3 separate regions of the Mus musculus genome follow, and regions 2 and 3 are each linked to region 1. Evidence: chromatin loops called from intact Hi-C (ENCODE). Cell type or tissue: left cerebral cortex. All regions are shown on one strand. Links, peaks and the distances in the headings refer to the core of each region. The heading gives the core; the rest is flanking DNA.

Region 1 (9,935 bases), core at 2,023-7,022:
GTACACACACATGTGAACACACACGCACACACACACACACTGTGAGCTCCTCTGTTCAATCCTCAGCAGGTGCTGGTTCATCTGGACCAGTTCTGGACCTGCCTAGCCATCTGAGGTCACTCCAGGGAGACAGAGGCCTGCCACTATCCAGCAGGCACGAGGGATTGCACTAGGAGAGCCAAAACAAGTGCCAAGTGTACAGGTGGGAAGCCAGTGGACTGGCCACGGAGTCCCAAGGTGCTGTGAGCCTTCTTCCTGCCACACCCAGCAGCCCTGCTTGGTGGCAGAGGGGTTCTGTATCTTCCCACAGAGATCCATGCTCAGAGAAGACCCTGCCGCCCAGGGTTCTGTGCTGGCAGCCCTGGAAGTTGCCCCCTCCTTTCCCTTCCCTCCAAGGCTGACCTCAGCAGCCCCAGCTGGGCTTTTCCCAGAGCCGAGGCAGGAAACACAGGCCCTGAGTGTTTGTTCAGGCCGGGCAGGGCTCCGGGCAGGCGAGGTGGAAATAGCCACAAGATGTTTGTCCAAGTGGGAGTCAGGTTCCCCACAAGGGAGGAAGAAGGAGGGCCGGAGGAACTGGCCGAGTCAGCACACTAGACCTATCCTTGCCTCCCTCACCCGTGGAGGCAGACTGCACACAGTAGGCGCTTGCTGAATGCAGAATGCAAGTTAGCAAGCTGGCATCTCCCTCAGGCAGAGCTTGGGGTTGAGCCTAAGACCCGCAGCGCCACTCCCTCATGTCCAGCTGAGCACGCAGCTCACAGCTCCTGCAAGCAGCCATTTGCGGCCCTAGAGTGGGGTACTCTTTCTTGGGCTCTACCCCCATCCCCTTCCCCCTACCTCTCCCTTTCTCCCTCTCCTAGCCAAAGCCCCTGCCTCTCTCAGACAAAGCAGTGTGTGACTGGCTCAATTGTGACATTGCAATTCAGCGTCTTGGAGAGTGACTGCATCTGGGGACAAGCCATTACAGAGGTGGTTAGGGCTGTGAGAAGGTGGCCTTCTGCATGCCTGGGAGAGGGCTTGGAAAGAAAACTGGGGCACCTTGACCTTGGGCTTCATTCAGTTCTGCCTCTAGAACTGAAGAAACAACGCATTACTGCTGGAGAGCCACCCAGGCAGCCATGACAAGACACACACACACACACACACACACACACACACACACACACACACATCCGCAGGTCACTCCCCCCCACCCCACCCCCCGGCCCCCGCACATCCCCCTGGCATCTCTGCCTTAAGCTCCTCTGACACCATCCCTTTGCTCTCCGCTCTGGCAGCACACCTGCCCCTCCTCCAGCCCCCACCCAGGACCCATTACCCTATCACTCTGCTCTACTTACTCCAGACCTCCCCAGGCTGCTGCCTGGCTCTGGACTCTGCTCAAACGTCCCCTTTAAAGAGGCCCTCCTTGACCAAAGTGTCGCTGGGGTTTTTTTCCTACTGGATGGTGCCCCTAGGCCTGGCACACAGTAGGTGCAGCCAAGATTTGCCTCCCATCCACAGGGCGGAATCCCCAGGTGTCAGCGGTAGAACTGGGCTAGAATTCTAGTTTAGCCAGGAGGCCCCCTGCTGGCCAGGCTTGTCCAACACACCTAGTGGTTCGCTGCTATTCTCCTGCCTCTCTCCTAGGAATTCTTCAAAAGACCCCCTGTCTAGGAGGGAGGCTGGAAACAAAGCAGGCAGGGGCAGGCCAGACCAGGCCTCCTGGGCTGATGGAAACTCATATCCTTGCATCATGAGCTGGCCTGAGAATTCCCTCCTGGCTGGCAAGGAGCACGCAGGAAATCAGTGGGCTTCTAGGAGGGAGAGCCTCTGGGTTTGTGAGAAGTCGGGACTCTGGCAAGCCTGGCCTGGTACACACCCGTTATCCTAGCACTTAGGTGAGGGCGAGAAAGCATCGGGCGGCCAGGGTCATCCTTGAATACACAGCAGGTTCAGGACAGCCACAGGACAACCTGTTGCCTGACTCAAACCAAATCAAAGTGTGGTGTGGCAGAGCTGGTACGGTGGCTCAGCAGTTAACATCTACACTCCAGCTGAACAGGACCAGAGTTCAGATCCCAGCACCCACAGCAGGTGGCTCACAATCACCTATCACTCCAGCTCCAGGGAAATCCAAGGCATTTTTCTGGCTTCTGCAGGCACCTGAAAGCATAGGGTGTACACACAGAGACACATAAGGGGGCAGTTCGTGGGGGAGTCACCTCTAGGTTCTAGCAAACCTGTGTCAAACATGGTGGGACCTCTGTTTGCTGCTAGGTGAGTGATGTGGTCTACCATTGTGGATCTGTCTCTCTTTCTCTCTCTCTCTCTCTCTCTTTTGGATTTACTTTTTTTTTTTTAAGATTTATTTATTTATATGTAAGTACACTGTAGCTGTCTTCAGACACTCCAGAAGAGGGTGCCAGATCTTGTTACAGATGGTTGTGAGCCACCATGTGGTTGCTGGGATTTGAACTCCGGACCTTCGGAAGAGCAGTCAGTGCTCTTACCCACTGAGCCATCTCACCAGCCCCTTGGATTTACTTTTATGTATGTGCTTTGTCTTCATGTATGTACATGCATCACATGAATGCCCGGTGCCCAAGGAGACCAGAAGGGAGTATTGAATGGGAACTAGAGTTACTGGGAGTTGATCTGAACCCAGGTCCTCGGAGGAGCAGTAAGGGCTCTCAATGTTTGGACCGCAGCTGCAGGCTTCCGTCTCAAAAAGTTTAGCAGTTTCTTTTTATAACAGTGGACCAGGCAGGAGAGATGACTCAGAAGGTAAAGTCTCGCTACACAAGTGTGGACATGGAGTTCAAAACCCAGGGCTGATAGAAAAGGCCCTAATCTGGGAGTGGTAGCACAGGTCTGTGAGGCCAGTGACGGGGAAGGACAGGCAGAGGTGGTGTGTCCTGGGAGTTCATGGCTAGCTAGCCTAGTTACATGGTGAAAGTTCCAAGCCAGTGCAAGACCGTCTCAAAGAAAAGGCGCCTGGGGAAGGGTTTTCCTCTGATCGCCACAAACATAGAGGCTCACATTCACACACGTGCTCATTCAGATTTAGACAACTCGGCAACCTTAAAGCTATGTGTGGGAATGGCCTGGAAATCCAGGTCAGCCCGAATGTCACAGGGTAACTGAGAAATGAGCCGGTGAGCAGACAGACAAAGGAAGCGAGCCACACAATGGGAGGAAAAGGAAGCGACTGCTCATCGGCAGGGCGGCAGGGACACCTTTCAAGCCAGGCACACCGTGGCCACGCCTTTCCAGCCCTCTTGGTGACTCATGCCCAGGGAGTCAGGCAACGAGGCAAGTGGCTGGTCAGAAGGCCTGCAACCACTGTTCTTGAATTCCAGGACTGTCCCAACCCACTGTCCCTGCTGAGCTAGGCCCTAGGGTGGACATTTTTTTTTTTTTTAAGATTTATTTATTGATTATATGTAAGTACACTGTAGCTGTCTTCAGACTCTCCAGAAGAGGGAGTCAGATCTTGTTACGGATGGTTGTGAGCCACCATGTGGTTGCTGGGATTTGAACTCCTGACCTTCGGAAGAGCAGTCGGGTGCTCTTACCCACTGAGCCATCTCACCAGCCCCCTAGGGTGGACTTAAGAGGTGCAGACCAACCAGACCATTGAGCCAACTGGTAAAGACAGCCTTGAGGTCTGCTGACTGGGGCTAGAGTCCTGGGCCTAACCCTAGTTTCCCTGTGTGAGGGAGGGAGGGAGGGAGGGAGGGAGGGGGCCTCCTGGTCCTGGGCAGCAGTGTTTGTAGCCACAGTGCTTCTTCTCTAGTTGGGGTGACTGAGGGAGCCGCTGCTCCCAGCCAGCAGGCAGGACACCAAGACTCTTGTGCTCTCCTGATTTTACTCACGTGAAGCCTCGTGTGTGTGTGTGTGTGTGTGTGTGTGTGTGTGTGTGTGGTCTATGTTTGGCTCTGTGTCAGGCATTTGGGACACAGGTGAATCACTGAGATAGTTTTTCCACTATGGTGGGAAGAGGTGGATAGAAACAGGTCAGTGGTCATAAAGATGTTTTGAGATGGGGGTCGCAGGCAGCCCAGGCTGGCCTTGAACTTCCAATGTAGCCAAAGGTGACCCGTGACCCTGATCTTCCCGTCTCTACCTCCCAAGTGCTGGGATTACAGGTATGTTCATTAAACGTTCAGTTGCAGAAATGGGAGAGTGTGCCTAGCAGGGCCCACAGGATCAAGGAACCCTGTAGGAGTGGGTTGTCGTGAACATGCTAAAGATAGTGTGGATGGTGGATCCTTGGGAGTGTCTCAGAGGGTGCAATCCCAAACATAGCCACAAGGTGGCGACGGAGACCAGGTTTGCCTTTTGTTTTTAATAATTTTCGAGAGTGATTCCTATAACTCCAGGATCTCCTTACATCAGACCCATCATATTCTAACGTTCTGCCACTCCCACTCACCAACAACATGCAAGCCTCCCCCAGTTGACACAGGCAAGTAGCATGGGTGATCTGTAGCAGATGGCTTGACAACACTTCTATCAGACTTACCAAATCCTACTCTAAAACCAGGAGTCCCCATCGCGTGTCTCATAGTGGTTTTGCCCCAGTTGGGAGGTTCTGAGACTGTCATTTAGATGTTACCTTTTTTGTTGTTGTCTTTTTTTTTTTCCAGGTTTAATTCAACTTATTAAATTTTCTTGGGCTGATTCAAACTTTAGTATTGCACATATGAATTTTAAGGGGTGGGTCTGGGGATTTAGCTCAGGGGTAGGGCAATGACTTAGCATCAACCAAGACCCTGGAGACAGCTACTCTCATTTTGGGATTTTGGAAAGGAGCCTTTGTCCATGAAAGAAAGACCTGGTGTTCTCCCTTCACATTGGATTCTCTGCATACCTACAATCCCAGAACTTGGGAGGCCGAGGCAGGAGGACCACTATGAGTGTGGCAGAGTGAAACCATACCTCAAAATTTACAGGTAAGTCAATATGGGTTTTGAAGCCCTAGAACTGTTTGTGCACGTGTGCATATGTGCATGTGTGTGTGCATGCAGGGTGTGCATGTATGAGTGGGGTATGTGTGTAGAGCCCAGGGTGTAAGGCTCTCTCTCTCTCTCTCTCTCTCTCTCTCTCTCTCTCTCTCTCTCTCTCTCTCTGTGTATAGAAGCTCAGTGCAGGCTTCTGGCTTGCTGTAGCCAAAGCCTCTCTGTACCCGTCCGTGCCCAGGGAGTCAGGCTGCTGGGCCAAGAGGCTTTGTGACCATTCTCACAGTTGAGTCTCTTTTTAATCGCTCTCCACTTTTTTTTTTTAAAGACATAGTTTCCTGAACCTGGAGCTCCATGGCTGGGCTGACTGACCATGGCTGACTGACCAGGGAGTGCCATGGAGCTCCCGTGTCTACCTCAGCATCCCTGGAATTACAGGGGGCAAAGATACAGAGTCCAGCTTTAAGTGGGTCCACCGAACCATCTCCCCAGTCTGATAACAAATCCTGGTTCCTTACCTGGCCTGATGGAACAGCAGAAATGCAAGAGTCTGAGCGTCAAACTGCCAACCACGCCCTCGGGCCTCCCATGTCATGGGAGGCAGGCAGGCAGAGCAGAACTCTTACTTGGCAGAGCAGCTTGGCTGCATCCTCAGAAGTAGACCAAGCAGGATTTGATAAGCAGTGGGCTTTTAAGTTCTACTCTTGAATGAGCACCTATTGTGTGCTGCACCTATTGTGTGCTGCACCTATTGTGTGCTGCACCTATTGTGTGCTGCACCTATTGTGTGCTGCTTTAGACGCTGGGGACAAAGCCACAAAAGACAGCATCTCAGAGCCAGTTGAGCCTTTGTGTATTTATTGGCAAGTTTTTGTCCTTTGTGGCTGGGACGTTCTTTTGTTACCACTATGGCAGAATTTTCTGACATATATAGATTTGGGGGGCCGGGGTCCAGACTCACTCGAGATCCAAGGCTGCTCAGGGAAAGCCCACATATTGACTACTTGGTCTTTTGTGGGGTCAATGACAGAGGACACATTCTGGAGTGTTGGAGAGTGACATCGATCGGTACCTGACTACCAGGTCTTCTAATAAGAAGCCTCTTATCGGGTGCTGGAGTAAGTGGCTTGTGACATGGAATTTAGCCTTCCATGAGGGAGGCAGCTACTGTCACTCATGACTTGCTGTGCCTCTTAGCAGGCTCTGTCACTCCTGACTTACTCCCTCCTGAAATGTAAGAACATTCTAGATAAGCTGGATTATGTCAAATGAAACTGGGATTTTTGTTTGTGTTTTCACACATGGTCTTACTACACAACCCAAGCTGTCCTCAAACCTGCAGTCCTCCAGAGTTGGCCCCTTAGTGCTGAGGTTACAGGCATATGCCACTCTCCCTGAGTGGCTCTTCTCCTTCCTCCCTCCCTCTCTCTCTCTTTCTCCCTCCTCCCCCACCTCTCTCTCTCCTTCTTCCTCTCCCTCAGTCCTTCCTTCCATTCTTTTCCCCCTCTGTCTCTTTCTTTCCTTTCTCCTTTTTTTTCTTTGATTTCTTTCAGAACTGGGGATCTTGAGATGGGTGTGGTCGTGTATGCCTTTAATCCAAACACTTGAGATGCAGATGCCGGCTGATCTCTGAGTTTGAGGCTAGTGAAGCCAGCCTGGTCTACACAGCAAATTACAGGACTGCCAGGGCTACACAGAGAAATTCTAACTCTAAATAAATAAGATTCAAAAAAAAAAATTGAGGGGCTGGAGAGCTACTCGGCTGGACAGTTAAGAGACACGTACTGCTCTTACAGGGGACCTGAGCTTGGTTCCCAGCACTTGAGTGGCTCACAACCAATTCTAACTCCAGCTTCAGAGAAGGAATGCTCTGGCCTCCATATGGGCACCTACACTCATATACATACCCACCTCACCTCCATCTATTTATAATTAAAAATAAAAATAAGGTCTGGAGAGATGGTTTGTTGCTTAAGAGCATGTACTGTTGTTTCAGAGAACCTGAGGTCAGTTCCCAGCACTCAGGGGATTGTAAAACCTCTTCTGGCCTCCATGACCATTGCACACACAAGCACACAACTATAATCAGTGCCTCGTGCACAAACAGAAAGACACAAACACAATTAAAAATAAAATCAAATTTAAAAATCTTTTTATTTACTTTTTTTTTTTTTTTTTTTTTGCGTCATGCTGGCTGTGGAATTTGCTATGGAGAGTAGGGTAGACTCAAACTCATAGAGAGATCTGTCTCTGCTTCCAGAATGCTGGGTTTATGAAGATGTGCCTCTATGCCTGTCTTGAAAAAAAAAATTGAATTCTAAAGCCAGATGATGCAGAAGTGGACACCTGTGATCCCAGCACAGGGAGAGGGGAGGCTGGAAGCTCAGGAGTTCAAGGCCACCCTCACTACAGAGTGAGTCCGAAGCCAGCCTGAGAGAGCTAAGGTTTCATTGTCTTTAAAACTTGTGAAATTGTTTTCTTACAGTGACTGTTACTTCCTTGTTTGCAAGGCAAGGAGGAGGAAGTTGCAAAATTTCACCTCCTTTCCTTATGGTATTCACGGGGGTGGGGGGTGGGTGGGTGGGGTGGGCAGGGCCAAAGCCTGCAGGACGCATTTTGCAACCATATTGCCCATTTGGATGACATGAAAACCTGGCTACTGGTTCCTTTTGAAAGGCTGTAATTGCCTTTAAACATATGGCTGGGTCATCTCTCGACACTTTCAATGGCTTCTCTTGTGGCCAGGTAAATAAACCTGGAGCATGGCATTCAGTGTCTAGTTTTTAATTTTTATTTATCTTTTTCAATACTGGGGATGGCCTTGTGCATCCTGGTCCGCGTCAGCCACCGAGCTACCATTCCAGCTGGCCTTTATTGCTCCTTGCAGCTTGGTTCCCGCTTGCTCAAACTCTTCATCTTGGTCCCCTCAGCCTGTGGTTTGCTGACACAGTTCCTCTAATTTACACACCCTCCTAAGCCATTTTGGCCCATCTAAACCCCAGCTCCTCAGGCTGCTGTGTAGCTCAGTGCTCAAGTGCCGGCCTAGCATGTGTGGGGCCTGGGTCTTCAGCTTCTTACATCCACTCCTAAAGGGGACAAAAACCAGACCGAGGACCACAAAGCACAGCATCATCTCTTAGCCCCGCCGCTCTGCAGCCTCCGCTGAGAGCTACTGCTCTCTCTCACCTGGTGGGAAGACCCTCCCTTCTCCCTCCCACACAGAGCTTGGGCTCCTGTCCCGATGTCAGCGCCCTGCTGCAGGCCAGTCTTGCACAGATTGCTCTGTAGCTGTGGGATCAGACGACACCAACTGCTGATATTACACTGGTCCCTGGTTTCCAGAACTACACCCCCAGGCTGGAAGAGCTCAAAGGGTCCAAACCCATTCAGATTCTGCCTCAGACAACCTCAGACATGGTCCAGCACAACCCAGCATAGGACACTGTGTAGTCTCTTTCCTCACTGTCATGGGTCTTTCTCTGTTTAAAAAAAAATATGTGTATCTGTATACATATGTGTGTGCATGTGTATGTGTGTGTGTGTGTGCGTATGTGCACGTGCATTTGCTCATGTGTGTGCCAAAGTATACACGTGTAGGTTAGAGAACAACTTTTAGAAGTTGGGTTCTCTCTCCTCTACGGTGGGTGGTCAAGCTTGTGTGGGACGCACTGGCTGAGCCATCTCACCTGTGCCCTTTCTTTATACAGAGCCAGGGGTAGTAGCAGATGCCTATAATCTAGCACTCAAGGGGCAGTTTTCTGTGTGTGCTTATATTTGCTTATGCCTTGTGTGTATCTATATTTTTATGTTTACTCATATACTCTGTGTGTATCTGCACACTTGCCATTGTGCACATGTGGCAGTCACAGGACAACATGTGGGACTTAGTGCTTTACTCCCACCACGTGTTTTCTAGGAACTCAACTCACATCATCAGCCTTAGTGGCAGGTGCCTGCACCCATGAGACCTGAGATTATCATTTTTCACTCAGACTTTTGCCACAGCTCAGAGGCTCTGAGGTGCAGTTCTGAACTTGTCTTAGGGCACTCAGCAGGCACACAGTTGGGTCCTTCACAGACAGCTGGAGTGTCTAATCTAGGATGCACAGTGAAACCCTGTCTTGAAAGTTTGACACAAGAGAAGAAACATGGTCTCTTAAAAAGCCTCATGCCCGGCCTTAGAGAGGGCTTGGTAGGTAAGAGTACACACTGCTCTCACCAAGGACACCAGCTCTGCCCCAGCACCCACAACTGCCTGTCACTTCAATTCTCAGTGACCAGATGCCCTTTTCTGGCCTCTGTGACTTTTGGCTCTGAACTCACTTGCACATACCCCACACAGGCATCACTGAAAACCAACCTTTAAAATGTTTGGTACAGAAAGACTCATACACGTGTCAATCATGGAAATCCTTTACCAGTTTTCTTCAAACAAACGCTGGGAGCAGTGTAATGTGGAGCTTCTATACGTATTTGTATAAATAAAACATTTCTCAACACAAATGGGAATCAATATTTCCCCATATTTCACTTCATACAGATTGGATAGAAAGTTAAGCATTTTTTTTCTGGAATACTTATTTCATCTTTGTTTTTCTGTGAACCATTTATTCATAACCTTTGCCTCCTTTTCTACTGAGGAGTGTGTGCGTGCGCACGTACCACATGGCCATCTGCCCTATGTGTTGTTCCTCAGGTGCCATTCAACCTTTTTTGATGGCCTCTCACTGGCCTGGAGTTTGCCAACTATGTGAGACTGTCTGGCCAGCAAGCCCCAGGGAGCCTCCCATTTTTACTCCACAGTGCTGGGGTTACACATGTGCCACTACACTTGGCATTTTTAAAAAGTGTGTTTCAGGGAATCCAGGTTCTTTTTATGAGCATCTCTCAGCTTTTGAGTTAAATCTCTCTTCCAGTCATAGACCATATATGCTTGTCTCCTACCACTGATTTTACCATTCTATACTTTTGTTTTCTAAGTATTGGCTATGG
Region 2 (9,935 bases), core at 2,439-7,438, 200 kb after region 1:
ACCCCGTTGGTCTTCGGCAGCTCCTGGGTCTTTCTTCATCTTGCGTGGCACTGATATTGGTAAAGAGCACAGATCATTTATCTAGTAAAATCATCTCAAAGTGGATTTGTCTGATGTCTCTTCATGTTTAAGTGAAAACTTACATTGCATCGAGGACACTAGAATTGTTGCTGGGATAGATCCTTTTGGGAGATCACATGTAGTAGAAGTGACATATGGCTACCTCCCACTAGTGAGGTTAATTTTGTACTGTAGAGAGTCAACACTATGTTTGCTTATTGATTATGTCATACTGTAGATAGTTTGTGTTCTTTACCACTGAAACATATTCTAGCTCCTGTTTGTTTTTTTTTTTTTATTAATTTTCGTTTTTGTTTTTGAACTTGCCACTTATTTCTTGGCTGACCTGGGACTCAGTATATATCCTCAAGTGGTCTCAAATGTGATGTGCCCCTCCTCTATGCATGTTTCTTATCAGATAGTGAATGTGTAAACATTTTCTTCCAAACTGTGGTTGCCTTTTTATTCTCTTGATAATGTCTTTAATATCTAAAACTTGAAAAAAATTGAAACAGAATCTCTTGAGCTCAGGCTGGCCTTCAACTTAGCATGCCAACAAGGATGCCCTTGAATTCATGGTCCTCCTGTCTACCTCTCCAGTGCCAGGATTACAAGTATATGCCAACACCATACCTGGCTTATGTGGTGTGAAGGATCAATTCTAGGGTCTCATGTATGCAATGCAAACCTTCTTTGAAGTTAGCTACATCTTCATCTTCAGGCCCAATTTCTTTCTTTTTTTTCTCTTTTCTTTTCCCTTTTTTTCCCTTGAGACAGAATCTCACTATGTAGCATGGCTTTTGTGAAACCCAGTATGTAAATCATATGACAATGCTCAGAAACCGCATGAGTGTGAACATTTGTGCACATGCTGCCATAAAAGAATGATCAGACAGAGTACAAACATAGGCAGAACACACAAAAATATGACAACATATGTAAGACAGGGCTTAGAAATTGCATGTATGGGGACATTCATGTATACATTGACATGTGACCATGCATAATTCATGTCTGTGAAAATGCAATTCATGCGAACATAGGACCATGCTTAAAAACTGCATGCATCTGAACGTGCATACAGGCTGACCTGTAACAGAACTGAGAAATACAGTTGTGGATGTGAGTTGGAGGACACATTTGTACTTAGAAGAGAGCAAAGGAATACAGGTACATGTGAACCTACACATATATACCTATCTATTACAGAGCTAGGAAATACATATGTTTATAAAGCTGCATATATAGGCCTACCTATGAGAGAGGTTAGGGAGTAGGGTTAGAAGTTAGGGTTTGTTTATTGTTAGATGTTAGAGGTTAGGGTTAATTTTAGGGTTAGGGTACACGATTGGGATTCTTATAGTGGGCTAGGGTTAGGATTCTGGTTACAATTATGGATATTTTGACTTTTCTGGTTCTAATTTCCTTAAGATGTAGGATTAGGTTTAGAGTTACATGAGGTTTAGAGTAAGGAATAGGGTTTATGTTGGGGTCTAGATTATCACAGGGTTTGGTTTGTCATTGTTAGGGTCAGTATTAAGGTCATGGCCATGGTTTTAGTTTAGTTGGAGCTACGCCTAGAGTTAGTCTTACAATTACATTAGATGAAGGGGTTTGTTAGAGCTCTGAATAATATGAGCGTTGTTTTGCTGTTACATATGTTTAGGGTTAGGCTCGTGGTTTTGATTAGGGTTCAGTTTAGGATTATGTCTAAGGTTAATGTTAGGGTTAGATTTTTGGATCATGTTAGTGTAATAATTATTATTAGGGTAAGTGTGCTGGCTAGTTTTATGTCAACTTGACACAAACTAGAGTTTTCAGAGAGAAGGGAACTTCAATTTAGAAAATGACTCCATAAGATTGGGTGGTAGGCCAGCCTGTAGGGCATTTTCTTAATGGCCCATGGGGGCGGGGAGGGCTCAGCCTATTGTGAGCAGTGCCAACCCTGGACTGATGGTTTTGGTTTTTTAAGAAAGCAAGCCTAATAAACCTTGAGGAGCAAGCCAATAAACAGCACTTCTTCATGGCCTCTGCATCAGCTCCTGCCTCCAGGTTTCTATACTGCTTGGGATCCTGCCCTCACTGCTTTTGACAACCTGTTAAATGGAACTGTGAGTGAAATAAACTCTTTCCTTCCCAAGCTGCTTTTGTTCATGGTGTTTCATCACAGCAATAGTAATCCTAACTAAGACGGTAACTTAGGCTTAAGGTTATAATTAAGGGTTAGTATTTGGTTTGGGTTAGGATTAAGATGAAAAAGATTATGGTTAATTTTCTGTATAGTTTTTAGGTTAAGGTTACTTTATCACTATGGTTTAGGGTTAAGATTAGATTTAGCAATGGTTAGGACTAGGGTAGGGTTAGAATTAGGGGTAGAGTTAGTATTAGGGTTCTGGTTAGGGACTATGGTTAGGTTTAGCATTCTATTTAAGGGTTAGGATTATGTATAAAGTTTACCACTATATTTAACCATAACTAGCCCTTAACTCTAACCTTAATCCCTAACCCTTAACCTGATCCTGACCCTCAACCCTAAGCCTAACTATAATTCTAGTTCTGACCCTAACCTTTTTTTTTTTTTTTTTTTTTTTTTGAGATATCATGCCACCATGCAGCTCTGACTGGCCTGGAACTCTCTATGTAGAGAAGTTGGAGCTCAAACTCACAGATAATCTGTCTACCTCTGCCTTTCAAGTATTAGGTCTCAAGGGGTTTGCTTACCTCAAACTGTATTCTAAACTCTATTAAAACTACTCTTAAGCTAACCTTAGTCAAACACCCTTCCCTAACACTAATACTAAGCTAAGACCAGGCTGCCTTCACACAAACATGTATCAGTTTAGATATGCCTCTTCAGGGTTGGGATAAAGAAATTGTGTGCTACCATACCCAGCTGTGTAATGAATATTAAGGCTGCCCTAATCCTAATTAAACCTTCATCTGTTACGCTCACCCTAAGACTAACGCTCTCCTAACCATAATTCACAACTATCTCAGCATTAACCGTAACACTAAATCCTAACTATAACCCTTCCTTTTATGAGTTGCTTCTGAGGTAATTTTTATTATAACAATAGAAAAATAACTAAGACAGCCACCTTAACCCTAACCCCCAAAATAGCACCATAACCACAATGTTAATCATAACCCTAAATCTAATGTCTATCTATAACACCTGCTCACCCTAACAGCAACACAGATACAATCACACTAATGCTACAGAAACCAACCTGAGCCTTTACCCTGGCTTTACTAGTTCACAGCTGACTACTTGCTCATAAGCAGTTAACTCCCCATTCCCTTCTTTCCTCAATCCCTGGCCCCCACCAACCTACTTCCTCTCTCTGGATTGATCCATTCTGGATATTTCATATAAATAGAATAACCTGTGCTCATGTATATGACTGACCTCTTTCAATTGAAGTATTTCTAGGTTAATTCATGCCCTATCATATATCAGCATTTTATTTCTTTTGGTGAATTGCGTGGTTCTACAGCATTTTGTTTATCCATTCGTCACCTGATGGACATTTAGATTGCTTCTGCTTTCTGGGTATGGATCAACACTACAGTGAAAATTCTTGCAGATTTTTACCTGAGCAGGTTTTCATTTGTCTTAGTTGCATACCAAAGAGAAATCTTTAATGAGGTTTCAACGGAGGTGGCCACAAAGCAAAATCTGAAAGTTGGAAAAATAATCTGCACAGGAGAAATGATAAGATCTAAGGTGAGCACTCACCATATACCAGGCACTATCTGTTTTAACACCTATTATCGCTTCTTTTTTATTTTTATTTTTCGAGACAGAGTTTCTCTCTGTGTAGACCAGGCTGGCCTCGAACTCAGAAATCCGCCTGCCTCTGCCTCCCAAGTGCTGGGATTAAAGGTGTGCGCCACCATGCCCGGCTGTATTGCTTCTTTAATATGCAGAAGAAAGCTTATAGAAGAAGCTAAGTAACTTGTTCTCGGGCACACAAAAAGGAAAGATAAGGGGTTATTTCTAAAAGTCAGTCTGGGCAAGACCAACTCAGAAAGGGGTCTGTTCACAAGGAAGTGCTAGTGGACAGCCAGGGGAGCTTTGGATTTCGATTTCTACCCCTCCACCTCCCGGCCTTGAATCTCAGCTGAGGGTTTCAAGAATTTCAAGCGGATCCACATTGAACTGAAACCAAACCGGTTAGCAGATGTACACATTGAGGGTCACTGTGGCCCTGGGCTAGTCTCACATCACATGCATAATCAATAAAGCCGCCGCACATCCAGGAAGTCGTCCTCCGCTCTCCTTCCTCTTCAGCTCCCACCTGGTAGGCCACGGGACTCCTCAGCATGGGCCCCACTGGTACCTTCCGCCTCTTTCGCACTAGCTGGCCGCTTAAACACCTTCTCTCTGGTCAAACCCAATTACCCAGGAGCTACTAACCCATAGCTCCCGATCAGAGGCTGCGCCCCAGGTCACGTGAGGACACCATCACGTGACGTGAACCATGTGATTACCACCGCGCTGGGTGGGCAGTGTAGTAGCCACTCCCGTAGTCACTTTGGAGCTTGCTGAGTGGCGGTGTCATCGTGGTGAGGACGGCGGCCCAGGAGGGCAGGGCTGGATCCTTCGCCCCAGACTCAGCTCTTCTTTTTGTCCTTCTCGCTGTAGATGAACCGGACGAGCCCCGACTCGGAGCGGCCTCCGGCATCCGAGCCGGTGTGGGAACGGCCCTGGTCGGTGGAGGAGATCCGCCGCAGCAGTCAGAACTGGTCTCTGGCGGCTGACGCCGGTGTGAGCGGGGGACCCGGGGCCAAGGGAGGGACAGAGTTGTAGTTACCCCTCCTCGGGGACACGCTTCCTCCAGTATTCAAAGGCGCAATCTCAGACACCGGGGAGGGCGGCCCTGTGGGCTTCTACCCAGCACTCTGCCGCGCAGACGCGGGTTTCCTTCCGTGCAGTGGCTTTTCAACCTTGCCCTCCACGCCATCCTGCTGAGCAGATTCTGTTTCTGCCCTCTCCAAGGACTGCTTTGTCTCTACGGAGGCCCTTCTGTATTAGAACTGGGGCTAAATGGGGCAGCACATATTTTTGAGTAGATCTGCTCACTTCGGGACCTAAGAGCTCAGAACTTTCATACAAGTGGGATTTGGGGTGTTTTGTCACACTATGTGGTCTCTGGAGCGTGACAACCAAACAGGGCTTTAAATCCCTGTAGAAATGTGATACTGGTTTTGTGTTCTGGACAAACTTATCTGATGAGCTTTCTTAATGCTTTCCAGGGTCACCTGACCTTAGATCAACAGTATCATCCCTTTTTCTTAACATAGGGGCAAAAGGGGAGGGGTTTTTTGTTTGTTTGTTTTGCTTTAAATCACATGTAGTGTTGATACTTGTGTATGTTTCTTTTCAAAATAGCTACTACAGTTTCTACAGGAATTCTCACAGCAGACTATCTCCAGGACTCATGAAATCAAGAAGCAGGTGGATGGATTAATTCAGGAGACCAAAGCCACACATTGTCGTCTGCATAATGTGTTCAATGACTTCCTCATGCTGTCTAATACCCAGTTCATTGAGAATGTGAGTTGTTTTATGGTATCTGACTTTCGAATAATCCCTTTTGGGGAGTAAGAACTATTGTCATTTATAATGATAATAAGGTTCTCTTCTAAGTTTTGGTGGATAGATTGGTTCTTGGTAACTGAAGCTCCTTTCTCTGAAATCAGTGTCTTTTATCAGTAAAGTTCATGGGTTTTACAAACCTTTAAAAACATCTAATAATAAGGTTTGCCTCGTGCTGGTTTTTCTGTTTTTAGTTTTGAGGGCAATTACCATTTGAGCAGAGTTGTGTGCCTCTCAAAAAAGCCACTGTGCTCATTCAGTATGGTCAGCTCTAAGCCTGGCTTGGCCTCACGTGCCCCACTTTTGCCTTCAGTCCCTAGAGACTTTATGTAGGTCCATCATGTCTCCCTCAGTTGTGTAAGTGAATGCAGATGTCTGCTTTGCATTTCGTCATCTACAGTTTTCTTTTTCTTCCTTTTCTTTTTTCTCCTTCTGTTTGTTTGAGACAGGGTTTCTCTGTGTAGCCCTGACCGTCCTGGAACTCACTCTGTAGACCAGGCTGGCCCGGAACTTACAGAAATCTACTTGCCTCTGCCTCCCAAGTACTGAGATTTAAGGTGTGGGCCACTACTGTCCCGCCAGCACCAGTTTTTCAATTTGGATGAATATATGACACAGAGTCACCAGTACAAATGCTGCTGGCCTTTAACTAAAGTGTATGTGAATTTTGTTTTCATAGTGAGTTCCTGCAATCTGCTAGGAATACACAGATAAATTATCTTGGTAGAATTACAATAGAAAAGACGCAGGCATGCCTGGAGCCATCTAGCAAAGGGAAAGGAATGTATTGAGAACAGGGGGTGGGGTGGGGGGCTGTGGGGGGAGCTTAGTTCATCTGATCCAAGAATATTTTTCTGAATTAATTTGTAGAAAGGCATTGGGGGGGGGCGGTTGTATTTTTTTTTTTTTTTTTTTTTAGCAGCTCAGGATTAGTTCTGACTAGTGTAGAACTTGCTATATAGACCAGGCTGGCCTTGAATTTGGAGAGAAATTCTCACCTCTGAGGTTACAGGCTTACAGCCCTACACCCAGCAGTGAGAAGAGAATTACTCAAGTCCACAGCATCCTGAAATTATTAGATGAGGATTATTAAACAATTTCATAAATGTTTAAGATCATAACCCCGTGATTTGGGATTGTAAAAGCAGCAGAGTGCCAAGTAGGCTGTTGCTGATGCATGTTTGCATAATTTAATAGTGTGAACTGGAGTGCCATACCTCACATTCCATCTTGTTTGAGACATGGGGTTTGGTGAGGACTCTTGTTCAGTGCTGCCTGTGCCAGCCTACCTGGCTCACTGAGCTGACTAGGCCACCAATTATTTTCTTTAATGGCAATGGGTTTGAAACATAACATGAATTCAAGTAAACCCATGCAGATGGGTGTGCAAATTCTGGGATACTGGGGCTAGAAGTTGCTCAGATTTCAGGTTTTTAGGATGTAGGATCTACAGAGACCTTACAGGTTCAGCATCCCTAAGTTCAAACAGCCCCATGTCCAAACTTTTTTGAATGTCATGCCATTGTTTGGGTTTCAGAGTTTTGGATTGGCATGCTCAACCTGAGGATACTCTTTGATGTGCACAGAACCTGGCTGGTCAGCCTGAGCACTTTTCTCCCTGGAAGGATCAGTTAGGGGACTGTACTCTCCTTTGTTGATGACAGCAGCCCCCATCACTTCTCATCAAGCTGGAGTGGATAGTTTTATGTGCTGTTCTTTTTGTTTTGTTTTGTTTATAAGTTTTAAAGTTTATTTATGTCTTTTTTTTTTTTTAAGTGTAGGAGTCATGCCAGAAGATCCCTTCATAGATGGTCATGAGCCACCATGTGGTTGCTGGGAATTGAACTCAGGACCTCTGGAAGCGCAGCCAGTGCTCGTAACCATGGAGCCATCTCTCCTGCCCTTATGTGCTGCTCTTATGTGTAGTTCTTAGCGTGCGCTTTTCTTGCTATGTCAGATGCTCAGCTCTTCTTGTAGTTAATGTTGTAGCTGTAGATCAGGCAAGGAACAAATTTGGGAAGTTTTCTTTTGTACTCCATGTCCCTGTACCAGATTGGTACCAGATCACACTGTTTTCAGGCAGAGGAGGCGTGAGAAGCTTGATTTCCTGATCATAGATCTTAATTAGCTAGTCTCCCTCGTCTAGCTTTTTCGGGCAAAGTTTTCTTAAAATTTCCCATAGCTTAGGTTTTGTGAAAACTTTAAAATTGTTCTTTACGTATGTCTACTTCTGTGGATTCTGTATTTCCATTCATGTCTTTGTCCCCTTAACGAGAAGGCCTTATTCCTCTCCCAGTCTGCCATCAGGATCCTTCAGAAGTGTGTTGGTGCCACACTAAATGTAAATGCTTCCAAGATCTTTTACGATGCCACATGGCACACACAGCGTCTTCCCATTGTGGAGGAGCAGCTGATGATGTTGGGAGAATAGCTAGTCCTTCAGAAAACTGAGGGAAAAAAAATCAACTTCACAAAAATGCCTATTGCATCTGTCTGCTCACCTGTGTATGTTCTTCAAACTCTGACATTGATTCTCATGAATTCCAGTTCAGGCTAGGAGGCTGAAGCTATTTAGGTTTCTGGAAACCCATTTGAGAGATTATTTAAAGTCAGTTGGGTTTTGTTAGTCTCAGAGGCAGCCCCATAATTGCAAACTACATCTTAGAATTAGTGAAGCAAGCTGGACTTTCTAGGGCAAAAGAACAGTAAGGACTTTTGAGGGCAATAGAAGTTACACAGAATCATTAGTAAGGACTCAAGAGGGACTCCTGAAAAAGAACAGCTGTTCAGTGTTGGCCTGTGTTTTAAATTCTGAGCAGAAAGGAACCCAGTTCCTAAGGTGCCACCCCTTGCCTTTTTTGTTTTTCCCTTGAGACAGAGTTTCATTCTGCAGCAGAGGCTGACCTCAGACTCAGCAGTCCTAGTTAATGACTTGAGTTTGTTAAAAGAACACAGGAGGCTCGAGAAAAGAATGGCTCAGGTTAAATAGCACTGGCTGCTCTTCCAGAGGACCTGGGTTCAATTCTTAGCACCTACATGCAGCTCACAACTACTTGGAACTCCAGTTCTGGGGATCTAATGCCTCCCTCTGACATAAGGTACACAGATATAGATGTAGGCAAAACACCTGCCTGGATATATAAAATAGTAAAGACCATAGGAAGTTTTTAAAATCCAATTAAAGATTGTTTTAGCTTTGTGGAAAAAAATTTAAAAAGAAACTTAAATTGACTTTCCAGGATCATTCTGTTAAGTATAAAAATTATGTTTTCATCATTTCCCGAACTCAGAAATCCTCCTGCCTCTGCCTCCCAAGTGCTGGGATTAAAGGCATGGGCCACCACGCCCGGCATGGAGCTTCTTTTGCTACCAGGCTTTTTTTTCCTCTTTTTAGATTGCTCTGTATGCTCTTGTCTGCCTGATTCACCCTGAGCCTCCATGGTAGGCAGTACCCCTTGAGACAGGGTTTTACCATTTAGCCTGGTTGGTCTGGAACTTACATATTTAGACCTGGCTGGCCTTGGATTCATGGAGATCGGCTTGCCTTTGCTTCCCTGAGTGCTGGGATTAAAGGCATAGGTTTCATCTTTAGTCCTCATGGCATTTCCTAACAGTCTAGCAGGCTTACTTTTTAAAAAAAAGATTTCTTTATAACTTTGTATGTGTATGAGTATTTTGCCTGCATGTACAAATATGTTTACCACATGCATGCCTGGTGAGATAGATCTCCTAGAACTGGAGTTATAGACAATTCTGAGTGTCCATGTGGGTGCTAGGACTTGAACCCCAGTCCTCTAAAGGAGAAGTCACAAATGCTCTTAACCACTGAGCCATCTCTCCAGCCACTGAAGTCTTAATTTTGTTTTTAAAGTTTTCATCATATATGTGCATTGTATGTGATGTGTTATATGGTATTTTCATATAAGTGTGCATTACATGTTAGCAAACCTAATTTTAAAGTTTCAGAATCAGTCTTAGCATCTAGCTAAACATATCCATAGGTCTTAGCACAATCTGGATACACAGACACCCTGGATACTTAAATAACTGAATGAGAAAACATACAACTGAAAAGCTGTGTGTAACCTTAAAAATCCATCCTTATCATTTTCCCTTGCTCCTCGGGTCATGTAGCCCACTTCTCCTCCCTTTGGTATTTGCCAGTTTTATCATATACCCATCTGAATGCTCATGAAGGAAAGCTGCAGGCTCAGCCCAGGAAGGGCGAGGAAGTGACTTAGCCCCGATTAGCTGCAGTTACTGGGAACTCCAC
Region 3 (9,935 bases), core at 1,657-6,656, 180 kb after region 1:
TACTTCAGGGCACCAAAGTGAAGAAGTGATAAACAGAAACATATATAAGAACAATCCATATAGTAAAGTAACTAGAAAAAGGCAAACAGAAATGAAAAAAATAGAAAATGTAAAAACATCTCCCTTTGATAGAAAAACAAACAAAAAGCATCCCTAAAATGTAAAAAGTTGAATGGCAACACAATGGCAATGCTCAAATACTTTAAGAGCCATGTGGCAAAAATAATCATCATGCACCCATTTAACACACAAGTGACTTCTGTAAGATGTGACCAATAGTCAAGGCAAAGAAAGTGACAGCTGTTCCCTAGAGCCATAACAGGAAATACCAAGAGGGAAAGACAGGAAGCAGGTGGCCAAGTTTTTCTCAACTTTTCACAGGACCGGATACATATATTGCTACTTTTTGTCCCATGCATGTCCTTACCTACAAGTCACCTTAATATTCACAGGAAGCTATAAGCATTTATTAATGTGATGTAGACTTAATGTAACAATAGAATTAAAGTCTGAATGAAGCTAGCAATCCATCGGAATTCTCCATTTCCCACACTCTGCTAGAGATTAGGTAACTATTTTTAAAAGCAAAGGGTTTGGAGGCCTGCATATCTGCATAAAAATTCCTTTCTCCTGTTTCTTCCTCCAGTGAAGCTCGGAGTCTCCAAAAACTCTAAATGATTATATATACAAAAAATGCACACTATTTTCTGAGCAGTTTAAAGGGTTGTCAAGTACAGTTTGCACTCTATGTGAGTGATTTTTGTCCACACACCAATGTTGAAGCCTAAGCCTGGAATGAGGTACAACCACCTGCAGGTTCCCTCCCAGGTAAAAAGATCAATCTCACAGAACGAATATTGTAATAGTTACATTTATAACAGCATAGACTACCTGGAAGTCATGAATTTTTTTATCATTAAAGCTGTTCATATATAGGCTAGAAAACCACTCTGAACATTTAAAGAAAGCAACTACGTGAGAATTATTTTTTTTTAACTTGTAAGATTTTATAATAACTAGGCATGGTGGTGAACAGACAGAAGCTCTGAGCTCTTCAAGGCCAGCTTGGTCTACATAGCTCTAGAATAGCAAGGGCTACAGAGAGAAACCCTGACTCAAAAAAAAAAAAAAATCTCAGCCGGGTGTGGTGGTGCATGCCTTTAGTCCCAGCACTCGGGAGGCAGAGGCAGGCAGATTTCTGAGTTCGATGCCAGCCTGGTCTACAGAGTGAGTTCCAGGACAGCCAGAGCTATACAGAGAAACCCTGTCTCAAAAACACAAAAACAAAAAAAATTCTTTAACAAGATTTTTTACAATTGATGGGGAACAGCAATAAACTAGTGGAATATAACAGGATGAAAAGACCCAAAGGTTGGGCCAGTGAAATGGCTTAGTGAATAAAGGTGCTTACTGCTAAGCCTCCTCTGACCTCCACACACATGCCATGCTATACATGGAGTACATACATACATACATACATACAGGCACAAAAGCAAGAAGAGCATGGTGTATGGGGACTTCGATGCAAGGAACATGGTCATTTCTTCACACTTCCACCTGTCAGAAAAGCTCTTCCATCTTTCAGGCCATAATTCAAGTTCTCCCTAGCAAGGCTTCTCTCAGCAACCCTCCACCTAGCCCCTAGTTACTTGTCACACTAGTGTTTTCTTTGTTTTGTTTGTTGTTTGTTTGTTTTTATCATAATCCTCATTAGGGACCTGCAAACTTTTTCTATAGAAATCTAGTTTCAGCTTGCCCCAGGTTTCTAAGTGGCTTGTAAACCAAGATTAGTTTTACATGTTTACATGGTTGAAAGAGGAAAGGACGAGCATTTCATGATATGTGAAAATTCAAACTTCAGGGTCTAAGTTTAACTGGAAAATAGACATGCCAGTTTACTTTCTGTCTGTTGCTGCACATACTGAAACAATAACTGCATGGCTACAACAGAGGCTGTGTGCCTCAAAGCTAAAATATTTACTTTCTTCTTCACAAACAAACAAACAACAAACCCAAAGCGCTTACTGCCTGCTGTCCTCTAGTCACTGAAATGGTCATGCCTGCTTATTTGTTGTCTATGCCTCTGCTCCACACCCAGAATGCAGCTCACTGAGGCAGAAGCCTTGTTCTGTTCCTTTATTATAATCTAAAAAGAATTCTGGGCCAGAGTAAAGGCTCAGTAAATATCTGGTGAATGAGTGAATGGTTCATAAATGTTCTTGGGTTTATGCTTTCTCCTATAGAAAAGGGCTATCATTCCAGTAGAGATGAACCAAACAGTTCAAATTGCTGGTGTTCACCAACTAGTCCAAGACACTGAAACTCCAAGAGGTTTATGCTCATGAAAGACTCAACAACTGAGAGGTGACATAACACTGTCACTGTTTGTGCTTCTGTTTATCTTAAGATGCAAATACTCTGAGAAATCTCATTTCCTATACAGAGTACATGGTACTGATATCCCGTCAAGTCTTTAATAAGCGTCCATAATGACAAGATATCTAGATCATGTGCTAATGAATTTTTAATATCTAGAATTTTCCTATGGGGCTCATCAACTATCTAGTCTGTAAGCAGATGAGAATTCTTTAGAAATTAAAAGGTTACCACCCACAAACCAGAAGCAGCTTTTTAATCTTTCTCTACTAGCCAGAGAGTGGGTGTGTAAGTTCAAAAAACACAACCAATTCTGTTGGTGGAGGGCAAGGTACTGTTGATCTAAAATCCCACCTCTAAGTATCTCTGTTACGAGACACTGATAAAACTACCACCCACTCACAATTTCAGTCTCAATCTGTAAATGAAAGTTGGGGGGTAAGACCCCAGGTCCTGGAGGATTTTATATCTTACCATTTCTATTAAGGTTTTCCTCCAAGCTTTGTGACAATTTCTTTATGCAAATTCTATACACTCAAAGACAAAGGTTTAGTTTAATTTCTAAAATTTAAGATACAGGACAGGGAGAGGAACAAATCAAACTTGTGCTATATTCTAAAGTTGTTACCTGCTTTTTCAATCTTGGGGTTTTTACTGTGTTTGTTTTCTTTCTATTTTTCTTTTTTCCTTAAAAGAAAAGCCAATTTAGGAATTCCAGGGACGCATGTGCACATGGATCTTTTGACAACTATGTCAGGCTATGACAACAACCATTTTAGAAGGGGTGCATGGTAGTCGTTTTTTTTTTTTTTCCAATAAAACCTAAGCCTGGACATTGGTTATGATCTATGAAGACTAAGGTAAAACGTGACACCAGAGCACAGAGAGATATTCTCCAAGAGCTCAAGTGGGCTACCTCCAGAAGCCCCAGCAGCAGATCCAGTAGGGGAACCTCCATCAACGCTGTCCAGGGATGGAGTGGGACAGACACTGAATCACTGGACCAACACCGTCCACACTTTGGCTGAGGCTGAAATCTCAGGTTTTGTAGCGAAATGCATCTCACTGCGGGCCCCCTGCTCTCCACAAAAAGGGTTAATAAAGGGCATCCTAACCACCTAGACTCCCATCTCACCTATTCTTCGCAGGACAGCGGGTTTCCTCCTCCAAGTTAAACCACGAGTTCAAAATCAAAACAAAAGGTGCAAGACTGGTTTCAGGTGGCAAGGGCTGACTTTCGGTGGCCAACTTATGGGTACCGCAGGGCCGGACGAGGGAGGACTCTCAGACCTCGGCTAGCCAGGAGGCCTTGGGCCTGGGCGCGAGTCCTCACACGCCCCTCGCTCAGCTCTGCCCAAAGGAGAGCGGGGGAGAGTGCCCGAGCGGGGGCGGGGGCGGGGGTTGTCCCAATGACAGGCAGAAGGCCCGGAGACGCGGGGTCCGGCCGGAGGCCCGGGGCTTCGGCGCCGCCAGAGCGACCAGAGGTCCGATCCGCGCCAGGCCTCGAGGAGGCCCCGCGACCGCGACGGGCCGCGCTAAAGAGATCGCCCGTCCCCACCCACGGCCTGGGCCAGTCCTACTCACCGGTGGAGAGACGACGGACAGCCGGCGTCTCCGCCAGCGCCGCGGCTCGGTCTCCAGCGCCGGCTCCTGCAGCTGCCGCCGCCGCGCCCGGTCCATCCCCACCCCGACCACCCCCCCCTCCCGGCCCGCCCCCCGCGCCGCCTCAGCCGCTGCCGCCGCCGCCTCCGCCGCCGCTGCCACGGCCCCGGCGCGCGAGCGCGAACCAGCGCGAGGGAACGACAGCTAGAACGAGAACGCGCACCCCGTCGCCACAGCCGCCCACAACCTCCGCCTCCCGCCGACAGCGCATGCGCAAGGCGGTGCCGAGCGGGACCGCGCACGCCGTGGGGGCGTGACCCGACCCAGAGGTGTAGCCACGCCTCAGGCCCACCCCCCCACGCGGGCGCAGGTCAAGTAAGCGGAGGCGCTGCAGGTGGTGCGGCATCCTCCGCCAGAGTTTTTCCTGACCGTTCCTGCAGTTCAGACGCTGAAGCATTTCAGCATCTCGGCTCTTCGACTCCTCGGCTTGTCGTTCTTTAGCCTCTCAACCCCTCGGACCGTGGGCTCTTCAGCTTCTCGGCTCTTCCACCTCTGGACCCCACGTATCCTCAGCCCCTTTCTCTGCTTTTCGGGTGCCCTCAGAGCCTCAGTAACTCAGGCCAGCTGTCCTGCTAAACAGGCTAAAGCTAATTTCTGGGACCCACTCCTCCGAGTCGCACAATTCTCTCTACCTTGACTCCCAGGGCCTTCCAACTAGGGACTGGCTTTAGGTCAATGACAAAACCCCTAGTAGCTCATCTCTTTAATTATCGGGATGTCTCTAACTCAGTCGTCCGTCACTAAGATGGCAAAGCTTCTTCCGGTATTGGAGGATCTGTGAGTGGAAAACGGTAATAAACAGAGTCCATTGGCTCGTGAAGTTTGAAAGCTGATGGAGACCAAATGGGCGAAATGTAGTTGGGGATGATGGAGCTACAGTCCAATTTAACAATCCTTAAGTTGCAAAGAGTGCACTGGGGTGAGGACACGGCCTGGCCAGAAGGGGAGCTAAGGGGCTACTGGTCAGGGTGCTGCAGTCAGGACCTAGACTGCACGTGAAAAGAGGTAGATAAAAAAGGTTTGGGACTTCTGAGAGTTTCAGGAAGCCTTTGAGCTTTTCTTCAGCCGTGGTTGCAGGGCTAGGAACTTGATTATTATGTCTGATTTTAAATTATTATGCAGCCATGTGAAAAGTGGCCTGGGTGAGGGAGGTCATTCAGGAAGCAACTGGCAAGATGGTGAAAGCAAGGACGCAGTGTGCTCATAGAGAAAAACATTGGGAGTAAAATGGATATACATTTTGATAAATTAAAGGAAAGGTGAAGGAGAAGGAGGTGGCAGGGTTGACTCAGATTGGAGGGTGGTGAGGATGAGCTTGCACATGTAAGGGGCAGCATGAATAAAGCCACCAAGGAAAATGATCAGAAAATGAAGGCTAAGCATGTATGCCATTGTAAAAAATAATAATAATAAGCTGATTTTAAAAAATGGGTGATAAACCTAAAGATAAGACTGAAAAGAAAGAAGAAAATACAGAAAAGTCTTTGTATCCCTGAGTTAGGCAAAGATTTATTTTAAAGTCATGAACCATGACATTATTTGATAAGTTAAATTTTATCAAAATTCATGTTGTTTATAAACATTTGAGTAATTAAAAAAGCAAATTACTGATGATAAATGAACTCAGAAGTAGAGTATATCCAATGAAAGTCTTGTCTAGTCTAGGAGATGTAAGGCCTTTTCTTTCAGGGCTGAGGATTGAACTGGCCTGCTAAGTAAGTGCTAAACTACACAGTTACCTCCTCTGCCCGAAATAATAGGACAAACAACCCAATAAAACAGTAGGCAAAAAGCTTTGGTAAGTATTTCACAAGATGTAAAAATGGCCATTAACCAACAAAAGGTAACATTTTACTCATCTAGGGATTTGCAGATTCAAACTACAGTATCCACACTGTCATTTGAGTAGCTAAAATTAAAGACTGGTAACCTACCTGTTATACTTCTCTCCTTAGCCATACTTAATTTTTAAAAGCAAAAGAAAAGAAATAAAAAGCTAAATGTCTTAATGAAGAGACACCAAAACAATTCTTTTTTTTTTTTTTGAAAATGTTAGCATTTAATTAACCTCCGGTGTGGCTTTTAAGCCACCAGAACACAGGCATCTCCAACACCCTTAATCTTCTCCTCAGCTCTTCTGCTGAAGAATTTGGCCTTCACGATGACAGGTTGCTTAGGGAGCTTTCCCTTGCCCAGAACTTTGTAGTAGCCTGATCGAACAACATCAATGATGGGAGCAGCTACAGTCCTGTTTTTTGCTGCATTGACCCGCGTCTGCTCGCTGACCAATGTCCACAGTTTATCCAGGTTGACTGTTGGGCAGAAGCTCTGGTTCCTCTTCAAGTGGTAATGCCTCATACCAACTTTCCCAAAGCAACCTGGGTGATATGTGTCAAAGTTGATCCTGCGGTGATGCCTGCCTCCAGCATTCCCGCGGCCGCCTGGGTGCTTGCGGTGCTTACGGATGCGGCCGTGGCTCACGTGGCCTCGGAGTTTCCGGGTCTTCCTCAGTCCGGATGGCATGGCGGTGGCAGAAAGGGAAAAGGGACCAAAACAATTCTAAGAAAAGAAAGTATTTAATTTAGGTTTGCTTACTGTTTCCAAGGTTTAGTACCCTATCAGCAAAGCAGGTAGCAGACAGACTTCCTCCAATAAGGCCACGCCCACTTCAACAAAGACACCTCTGAATCCTTGCCAAGTAGTGCTGCTAACCCTCAAACATTTCACATGCGCAGTACCATTCAGAAACCACTGTTAGCTTGCGTTGGTGGCATATGCCTTTAATCTCAGCATTAAGAAAGCAGAGGCAAGCAGATCTTAGGGAATTTAAGGCCAGTCTAGTTTACTAGTGAGATTTTGTCTAAAAAAAAAAAAAAAGTATAGTCAAAGTTGACTAACAAATGTTATTTAATAATACTTTCTATAGGAAATAAACATGGAGAGACTAAAGACTTAAGTTGTTGCTCACATATGTCAGAACTTTCACTAAATCACTGCAAAATCTGTGAACACTACTCTGGGTAATTTTATAAGAAGATTTTGTTCGAATGTATGAATGTTTGCCTGCACATATGTATGTGCACCCTGTGCATGCCTGGTGCCTGCAGAGGCCAGAAGAGGGCATTATATTTCTTAGAACTGGACTTTAAGATATGTCAAAGACCAGCTTTGACACCTAAAGTAAACTGAGGCAGGCAGCGAGGCATGGCATCAGTGATGGGGTCAGGGCTGAAAACAGCGCTAAAAGGAGCTCATGGGTTGGTCCAGACAGCGACTGATGGAGGCTGCTGCCTGTCACAGCCAGTGATTAGAGAAACTACTCAGCTGACTTCTTTTCTCTGAGGGAACAAAGCTTCATTCACTGAGGCTGTCACTACCTATGGCCAGTGAAAGACTCTGAACTCTTTTAACTCTTAGGGTCTGGTGAAAAAGAAAAGGAGAGAAAATTCACACACACACACACACACACACACACACACACACAGAGACAGAGTGGATGAAGCAAAAGGCAGACTCCAATAACTTCATACATATATGCATGCATGCATGCATGCATGCGTGCAAACCTACAGACAGATAGATGGACAGACATGTATACTCACACACATTGAATAGATGGAGCAAAGCTCCAACAAGCAGGCTCCAAGCATTACACACACACACACACACACACATGCGCACACATTCCTGGTGGGTGGATGGAACAAAGTTCCAAAAAGCAGGCTCCAAACATTTCTCATGTACATACATACACATATACACACATACATGCTGGGTGGAGCAAGCTCTGACACACACTAACACAAGCTTTACACGTATACATATATACAGATTTGATAGATGGAACAAAGTTCCAACAACTTTATTTTTCTACCATAGTTTATATCCTTGCAAAATTTTCAAGCAATATAAAATTATGATGCGATTACATTCTATTTTCTTTCTAGTGACTGACTATGATAAAACAGTATGTTCCCCTATACCTTTAGAAGAAATAACATTATGTAGTGCAGGTAAATAAATTATTCCTAAGGACCCATGTACATTCGTAAAGAAGCAAGTTGTTATAGATCAACAAATGTGAGCAAGCAAGGTAGTTTTCGCAGCCAGCTTCTCTTACTGGCAGGCAGCAGTTTGTGGTTACAAAGAAAGGATTAACTATTTTATTATTTATCTTGGAAGAAGAGAACTAACTCCTAAAAGTTGTATCTGACCTCCCTCTACACATGCAGTCAGCTGTATGCATACACAATAATAATAATAATCAAAAAATAAAAATTGGGGGTGGGGTTGTGCTTCAGAAATGGCTTAGGGATTAAGAGCATGTGTTGCTCTTGCCGAGGATTTGAGTTTAACTCCCAACCCCATGTGGCACTTCACAACCATCTGTAACTTCAGTTCCAGGGAATCTGGCACCTTCTGACCTCTGAGGGCACTGTATGCACATGTTGCAATACATACACGCAGGCAAAACCACTCAAAGGCAAAACACTACAAAAACCCTGTGAAAAACTATTTCCATAGAGTCAAGAAATTTACCATATGCTTATAATTCTGAATTTCTAACTATTATGCAAGTTTTTCCTCTCCCACCTCAGAGTCTACAGATGCACACCCCATGTGCCCGGTACATCTTCCTCTCTAATAGGTAACCTGAGGCCTCACCTTAAATGTCTCTTCTTCAGAGAACTTTTTGCTGACCCACAGTGCAGGTCAGCTTCTTCCACGAAGTACTCTCAAAACATCCCTGAACTTCCCCCTTTCTGGGTCCAGCAAACATGTAACTTCCCCCTTCAACATCTCTGGATGGTGAACTCTAGAAACCTGGGGAACTTTCAGCTGTTGTGAACCCCCTAGCCCTCTGCAGATCCCGGCAGGGAATTACCAAATGAATGAATGATGAATCTATCCTATTTAAATAGCTCTTTACATTTGGCTGAGTATTTAATAAAATAAAATAAAAATAAATTATGTGTCTATGCTGATACCTTTAGGGACCAGAAGAGGGCAGCAGGTACCCCCAGAACTGGAGGTACAGGCAGTGTAAGCCTACCCAATCATCTAGAGCAAACAGCATTCTAAACTACTAAGCCGTTTCTCCAGCCCCTCCCCTTTCTTTTTTAGCTCAGTTTTCTGTCATCTCATTTGCACCACCAAGGTCTTAAGTATGCCTATTTAGCTTCTTTCAGACCTGACAATGCATTTCAGGACCTCTTGCCTCTAGGGTCTAGCACGGAATAGAAATGGATCACCTGCTTTCCTCTACAAATGTTGCTACTCTACCTGGTGTCTCGGACTTTAATAACCCAGGTCATCTGCTTCTACAGTGGTCCTGATCTTGATAATGGGCTTTAAGCTGAAAATGAATAATCCTGAAAGGAATTAGTGTGTCTTGGTGACAAGAGGCGGGGGGGGGGGGCACTGGAAGGTGGCAGAGGGACAGATCAGTTTTCATCTAAGCTGTCTGGTGAGCTAGCTCAGGACAGTGTTTAATGGCCACCCAGGCCATGCCACTGCAGCAGCTTTTATCTGTTCTGATATGCTTTGGGACAAAGCCTACCTTCTAAACAGGCTACACTTCTGGTATGCTGTACAAACAGTCCTATTCCCCCACCAACAAGACCATGTGCCCAGCTGCTCTTGCCCTTTCCAGATAGCCATATTCTCTAAGAGAGATGCCTGCCCCAGCCAAGCTGCTATGCCCAGCAAAGCATCTGTAACATAGCCTCTATGTACAGTACCCCATCACATCATGTCCTTCACTACACCACACTGGCCCAGTCCACCAGAAGGCCAGAAATGGTATGCCCTGACTTCATCCTTTCTCTTAGAGGCAAAGAGGTTTCTGTAGGCATGGTTGCTGGGACAACATGAGAACACATGCTGGCCCAGCAGGT

What was found. Hi-C counts contacts between places; a loop is a spot of excess contacts. Peaks named below come from ENCODE experiments on the same cell type or tissue, not always from the same donor. Only the 100,000 strongest peaks of a DNase experiment are listed, where the experiment ranks them.
Region 2: a loop joins it to region 1, with 4 times the contacts of the local background. A loop is called at or near these places in 7 of 42 quality-filtered maps.
Region 3: it touches region 1 in a loop (3-fold over the local background); 7 of 42 quality-filtered maps call a loop at or near these places.

Annotation. Positions count from the first base shown.
Region 1 is chr6:116,006,439-116,016,373 of GRCm38, forward strand. No RefSeq gene overlaps it. Among named protein-coding and RNA genes, the nearest start is that of Plxnd1, 16 kb to the left of the region's middle. In left cerebral cortex, for the core only: a CTCF peak has its summit at 4,294 (motif pointing right); a DNase peak (open chromatin) is centred at 4,300.
Region 2 is chr6:116,203,499-116,213,433 of GRCm38, forward strand. Washc2 (WASH complex subunit 2`) reads left to right here and starts at 4,535. Exons shown (of 31, transcript NM_026585.3): 1 at 4,535-4,629; 2 at 4,709-4,831; 3 at 5,456-5,620. The coding sequence starts at 4,709. It overlaps 9530062K07Rik (RIKEN cDNA 9530062K07 gene), which reads right to left and starts at 4,495. Exons shown (of 4, transcript NR_131013.1): 1 at 4,404-4,495; 2 at 3,656-3,759. In left cerebral cortex, for the core only: no CTCF peak of the experiment used is centred there; a DNase peak (open chromatin) is centred at 4,546; H3K4me3 peaks cover 1,874 bases; H3K27ac peaks cover 1,373 bases.
Region 3 is chr6:116,189,298-116,199,232 of GRCm38, forward strand. Tmcc1 (transmembrane and coiled coil domains 1) reads right to left here and starts at 4,077. Exons shown (of 6, transcript NM_177412.1): 1 at 3,961-4,077. It also overlaps the pseudogene Gm8213. In left cerebral cortex, for the core only: no CTCF peak of the experiment used is centred there; a DNase peak (open chromatin) is centred at 4,258; H3K4me3 peaks cover 3,215 bases; H3K27ac peaks cover 1,286 bases.